Linked DNA regions of Homo sapiens: region 2 is linked to region 1. The links are chromatin contacts, found by Hi-C or POLR2A ChIA-PET in ENCODE. All regions are on one chromosome and are shown on one strand. Each heading gives the region's core, a stretch centred on a gene start or an enhancer-like site at or near the end of the contact. The rest is flanking DNA. Distances are from core to core; before and after follow the strand shown. Region 1 holds the start of PTPN23 (protein tyrosine phosphatase non-receptor type 23). Region 2 holds the start of UQCC5 (ubiquinol-cytochrome c reductase complex assembly factor 5).

The links. A loop is a pair of places that touch in the nucleus more often than their neighbours do. ChIA-PET counts read pairs that join two places held with the same protein, here RNA polymerase II (POLR2A). Pooled maps may share reads with other maps.
Region 2: a map of CD4-positive, alpha-beta memory T cell shows a loop between it and region 1 (20-fold over the local background). The contact joins the promoter of UQCC5 here to the promoter of PTPN23 in region 1. A Hi-C loop is called at or near these places in 1 of 168 maps with a recorded cell type or tissue (CD4-positive, alpha-beta memory T cell) and 7 of 50 pooled maps. POLR2A ChIA-PET finds 5 or more read pairs at or near these places in 1 of 52 experiments (activated T-cell).

What each region holds. Positions count from the first base shown.
Region 1 is chr3:47,379,408-47,382,534 of GRCh38, reverse strand. PTPN23 (protein tyrosine phosphatase non-receptor type 23) reads right to left here and starts at 1,514. Exons shown (of 25, transcript NM_015466.4): 1 at 1,355-1,514. The coding sequence starts at 1,438. PTPN23-DT (PTPN23 divergent transcript) reads left to right here and starts at 1,043. Exons shown (of 1, transcript NR_185912.1): 1 at 1,043-3,127. RefSeq lists enhancers at 775-1,450, 1,492-1,711, 1,882-1,941, 1,451-2,128.
Region 2 is chr3:52,534,921-52,538,047 of GRCh38, reverse strand. It overlaps UQCC5 (ubiquinol-cytochrome c reductase complex assembly factor 5), which reads right to left and starts at 1,443. Exons shown (of 2, transcript NM_001124767.2): 1 at 1,142-1,443. The coding sequence starts at 1,292. It also overlaps a transcript of NT5DC2 not described here. RefSeq lists an enhancer at 591-1,124 and a silencer at 1,458-1,757.

The DNA of each region.
Region 1 (3,127 bases), core at 265-2,764:
AGTCTGACCAACATGGCAAAACCCCATCTCTAATAAAAATACAAAATTAGCCGGGCATGGTGGCGCATGCCTGTAATTCCAGCTACTTGGAAGGCTGAGGCAGGAGAATCGCTTAAACCCGGGAGGCTGACGTTGCGGTGAGCCGAGATCGTGCCATTGCACTCCAGCCTGGGCAACAAGAGCGAAACTCCGTCTCAAAAAAAAAAAAAAAGGTAGGAAAAAGAAACAGCAGATGAAGAAGAGAGCAACGTCTGGATAACCGTTAACAAAATTCTAGAATTTTGGATCAATTACCCTCATTTCCTGGCCCCAAGAGGCTAGATGATGGACTCAAACACTGTCTGAACTAAGGCAATGGTGTATGGCGATTAGAGGGGAGACAGCTTCTTGGGAAACTACTTCCAAACCCATTTTCTTTTTCCTATTTGTCTTCCCAAGCGTCTCGCTAAGTGGTGCACCATCTAGATTGGGGCTTACTCTGGCATCTGCTGTGCTAAGCCCACAAGGCCCCCCACCTGCGACGGCCTCCTGGTTGTTCCTTTTCATTTCTGCTCTAGCCCTCAGTGCTACCAATACAGCGGATGTCTCGGAGGGCACCTGTGTTCAATCACCACACCTGAACCTCTCCACAGAAGTTCCTTGCCTTAGTCAACGCCAAACCTGCCCGTCTGTTCTTCCAACACAGTAAGATTTCTCTGAGCTCTACAACACTGTTTATGCCCTCCAGTCGGTTACGAAAAGCAGTAACCCTCCTAAAAATGTCGTGGGATTGTATTGTTTGGTCCAAAGAGACTCCCGAATGGGAGACCATACAGAATCGCAGCAATTGTAAAACAAACCCTCACCGCAGGGGTCGGGCATCTCCCTGGGCCACCGGGGCTCACGTCTTAAACACACGCCCCTGAGCCATCCCCAGTGTCTGTCCCAGGCGGGCGTGGACTTGACAGCGCACCGAGGGCCGGGCGCAGCAAAAGAATCCGCACGGTCAGGGCCGCCCACCGCTCCCGCGCGGGGCGGTCCTGGCATGGAGGAGGGGCGGGGCAGAACTGGGTCCGAGCGTCAGAAGGAGGAAGTGTGCTGCCTCAGTGGGAACAGCGGATGACTCGGGGCAGAAGTCGGGAACCGGGTTCAGATGAAGATGCAGGTGCTAGCACGGGGCTATCGGGGAGGAGAAGAATGGCCTGCGGGCGCCGGGGTGTGGGACAGGCTGAGGAAAACCGGCGAAGGCCCCTCCTGGCCTCACCGGACCCTGCGACCGGGCCTGAGGAGGTGATGGGCGCGCAGGGGGGCGTCACGCGCTTGCAGACGACGGAGATACGCGGCGGATAGGGGGGAAGATGGAAGGCAAGCTCACCTTCTTCACAGCTGGCTGGAAGTGAAAGTCACCGGCCTCCTTCAGGTCCAGCCAGATCATGGGCATGCGGGGCACGGCCTCCATGGCGGCTGGCACCCGCCGGCCACCCGGCCACTCCCGTAGCTGCTGCAGCTGCTGGCTCAGCCACGAGCCCAGCCCCGCCCCTTCGTGCCGGAAGTCACTGGTCACGGGAGGGAATGAAAAATGCCAGCGGCCTGCCGGGAGTTGCAGTGAACCCAGCCACCCGCTCGCGTAGTCTTTTGCGCAGGCGCTGTCCCTGTTGCGCATGCTCAGTCTTCTTCGCGCGGAGGGAGTAGGGCGGGGAGGAGCTCGCCAGCCCGAGGCGAAACGGCTTCTGGGATAGTAGTCTTCATCCACTAAACTGAGAGGCGCGGAGCGAGCTTATTCCCCGCTCCCGGGCCAAGCCCAGCTGCGGGTCCCGCCCGCCGCGCTCCTCCCTCCTAGGAAGAGCATGAGACCTCACCTATGAACTTGCCCTCCCACGTATTGTCAAGAGCCGTGGAGGACTGGTGCTGTGGTAGAGATGACGTGGCGGGCGGGCCGCTGGAAAGAGATGACGCGAAAACGGGCCTTAGAGAGGGTGCGGAGGGAGCACCTGGCCTGAAGGAGTCGGGGCTGAGAGCTGGGGGTTTCAGTCCCAGTGCTGCGAAGGCTTTCGAGCTTTGGAACAGAATCACTGACCGGAGACTGGCCTACTCAGCCCAGCCTGGGAGGCCGGGCAGTGCCCAAGGGAGACGGACGATAGGGAGGGAGCGCCTGGATGGAGGGTCTCAAGCGGAGTGAGGAGGCCCCGGGCCCTGTGGGGAAGTGGGTGGGGGAAGGTATACGGCCAGGTGAGCACCCAGGGACGCCCACAGTATCTGGAAGGAGACCACGGAATGGAGAGCACCTGTTGCCTCTGGAGAGGGGACCTATAGAGCAGGAATTGTTAAATCATATGGCTGTATCACCTACTTTTAGAAATAAATAATAGGCTACTCGGGAGGCTGAGGCTGGAGGTTCAATCGCTTGACCTGGGAGGCGGAGATTGCGGTGAGCCTAGATCTTGCCACTGCTCTCCAGCCTGAGCGACAGAGCGAGACTCCGTCTCAAAATAATAATAGTAACAATAGAAATAACAGAGAATGGCCTGGAGATAGTGAGTGCAAAAGTGCGAGCTGGGAGATCAGTGAGCCTTTTGTAGTCTTCCAGGAGACAGGTGATTGTGGCTTGGAGCAGAGGGAAGTAAAAAGTGAGCAAAGAAATATTTTGCCCACTTTGAGAAATATTTGAGGAATATTTTGGAGACAAAAGTATCAGAACTTGGAATGGATGGATGTAAGGGCATGAGGACGTCGAATATGATTTCCAAGCTTCTGGCTTGTGCAGGTGGGTGGCTGTGGGGCTGTTTACTGATAAGGGAAAACAAGGGAAGAGCAAAGGTTCAGGTCCGTGTTAAGCTCGAGGTCAAGGCCTTTGACTCGTTCTGGATGAAATGTGGAGACCACGATGCCGGGTGCGGTGGTTCACGCTTGTAATCCCATCACTTTGGGAGGCCGAGGCGGGCGGATCGCTTAAGCCCGGGAGTTCAAGACCAGCCTAGCCCACATGGCCAAACCCCGTCCCTACAAAAAATATAAAAATTAGCAGGACATGGTGGCTCATGTACGCCTGTAGTCCCAGCTACTCAGGAGGCTGAGGCGGGAGGAACCTTGAGCCCGGGAGGCAGAGGTTGCAGTGAGCCGTGATTGTGCCATTGTACTCCAGCCTGGG
Region 2 (3,127 bases), core at 194-2,693, 5.2 Mb before region 1:
CCTAAAATGACTCAATCCTTGGGATCCATTCTTGGTTCTCCAGTCCCTTTGCCACCCTGCCCAGGCACCCTTCTAGCCATCCCCACTTTGTTGATCTGCTTCAATCCCTCAAACACACAGCATACTCTCACACAAGTGCTCCTACCACTGCCATGGAGATGCTTTCAATTCCACACACCTTCCCCTCATCTGACTGACACCTACTCAGTCTTCAGGTCCTACTTTACTTGGTAGCTGCTTCCGGAAGCCTTCCCTGCACCATCTAGTCCAGTTGAGGCGCCCACCCGAGAGTCCTATGTTCCTCCCACTTCCTTCTCACAGCACTGATCACTTTGTATGCTAATTGTCTTTATCATCTTCTTTCCCATTAGAGCTCTTCTGGGGTAAGGGACACCTCTGCCTTGTTCATTATAGCCCCTCAAGAATGCTCATTAAGTATCAATGAATGGATGAACAGAAGGACTAAGGATCTTTAGGAATCACTAATGTAACAATTCTTTAAAATGTGGGTTGGCAAGTCACAAGTGATAGCGTTTCAGGAGAGGGGCAAAGCAGAAAGGGCCGAGGGGTTGGGGAAGTCCTCCTGAAAGGAACTGGCCTGTCCAGAGTTAATGCTCAGTAATGCAGTGCCAGGCGTTACCACTATCTTTACAGTGCTGATCATCTGGACCCAGACCAAAGACCTGGTGCCAATGACTGTCCTGTAAAGGTAGTGGTAATTAGCAAAGCCAGGCAGATCAGCTCCCTCCAGAGTTTGGACAGAAGAATCCAAAGAGAAATGGCTAGTTAGCAGGAGTTTCCCTGACCCCTCATATCCACCCCCTTCTACGATTGTTGTGAGCAAGTCTGTTCCTTAAGCCCAAACGATGTCACCGGCAGGGGTGAAGGGCAGGCATGAGAGGGCTGGAAGAAGCACGTGATCTCGCCTGTAAGTGCAGGGAAGGTCACAAGGCTGGACGCCAATGTGCCCGGCCTACAGGAGAGCCAGGCCGCCCTGACTGCCAAGCGAATGGAACTGCACTCGCCCAGCGCTCTGAGTGGAATGCGCGGTCTGCAATCTGAGAATACTCCCCAGAAAAACGGATCCCTACCGCCTCGTGCCTTCCTGAAAGGAAACAGAGACTGCTACCCCCTCACTTACAGAAGGTCTCCTGGCCCACGCGCACTTTAATCATGATCCACTCCATCGTTCCTCCCAGGACAAAAAAGAAGGGCAGGAACCGGTAGATGCCAAATCGCTGCTTCCCGGGCACCCGCTGCAGAATCCGTCTCACCTGGGCCCTGGTGAACATGCTCGACCGAGGTCGTGGAGAGGGATATGACGGAACTAAGCACTGGATCGCCCGGACGCAGCCGAGACCGCCCCGCCCGTTCTCGCCGTGTACCGCGACCTGGGAGACTAGCGAGCGCCGTCCTCCGCCACTGTCTGGTAGGCGCACGAGTGCCGGAACTGGGCGCCGACCTTCTAAAGCGAGGCGGATCCGCCAATCAGACTGCAGCGGGGGCGTGCAGCTCCGCCAATCAGAGCACGGCAGGGCGCGCGTGCTCCCTGAAGCCGAGCAGGGCCTCGAAGGAGCTGGCGCAGGCGCCTCAGCTCTGGAGGTGGGACGGCCCAAAAGGGAAGGACAGCCCACGTGGCGCCGGCCCGGCCCCGCCCCCTGCCTCCCCAGTGCAGGTCTGAGCTCGCAGTTGGCAGCCGCGCCCCCTACTCTGCCACCGCCATTTTTATTCCTAATACCCAGATAGAAGTGATGACCCTCTCTGATGGACTATGTACAGCACCACATTCCAAAATGCAATTATGCAATGCCTTGCGTTTATTTCGGAGACGTGATTGGTGCCTAGACTTCTAAAGTAACAGAATTTGATATGGAGTGTTGAAAGCTGAACTTTATCAATTATCACAGCAAAAATCTAAGTAAGCGCCCCGTGAGAACCCTAAAATTAATAAAAGCTATCTTGTATGGGGCACTTACAGTTCCACAGGCACTTGTAGGCGCTTTATTCACAATAATCGCAGAAGAGCAGTATAAAGAGCATGCACTCTGTTACCAAACCACATCCCTGCTCTACAGGTGCTCCCTTAGCCCATCTGTGCCTCAATTCCCTAAGCCGTAAAACGGAGGCCTTGTTCTGACGCTGTGATAATTTAGTGCGGTAATAGGAATGATGCACTGAACACAACCCTGGAGCATAGTAACTGATTAATATTAGTTAGAATATTCATTATGATGATAATGATTGGCAGAGCCCTCGCTCTTCACATGTATTCCCAAACATGGTTTTTGTTTGTTTCTTGAGACAGGACCTCGCTCTGTCATCCAGGCTGAAGTGCAGTGGCGCAATCTCGGCTCACTGCAACCCCCTCCTCCCCGGCTCAAGCCATCCTCCCACCACTACAGGCGTGCACCACCACGCCCGGCTAATTTTTTAATTTTTTGTAGAGATGGGGGTCCCACTATATTGGCCAGGCTAGTCTCAAACTCCTGGGCTCAAGAGATCCTCCTGCCTTGGCCTCCCAAAGTGCTGTGATTACAGGCGTGAGCCACCGCGCCGAGTCTGAACGTGTATTGTTTATATGTAGTCTCTTAACTGACAGTTTAAGAGACTATGCCAGGTAGAAGCAGGGCTCTGACTTAAGAGACTTCACTTGTAATTGCGTCTTCTCATGCTGCTGTGCTTGCTGAAGATAACTGAAAGGGGCTGTCACCCCATTACCTAGGACTAAAGTAAAAACTGCAGGAACAGCTTTGAGAAAGGAGACAACTATTAGACAATCTAAGGAAGGTAAATGAAAGCTTAGAACCAATGAGACGATTTGGTGATATGGACACAAAATATACAAAAGCAGACTGGAGAGAGCAAGCAGGGCCCCAGAAAGGGTCATAGGGCCCGCAGTGAGCAGCCTGAGCTGCCGCCTGTACAACCGGCTTTGGAGGGCCAGCCCGGAAGCCTCTTTCTCCTCCGGGTAGACTCCGCCCAAGCATGCACACACACAGGCTTGATGCTCGCTCCCGTTTCTACAGGAGGTTTTGACGGCTGGATGCTGCAGGGCATCCCCTCGCCTGGAGGAGGTTCACTTGTGGCCAGGTTCCCAGCACACCCACTTGCTCACTGGGGCCCTGGG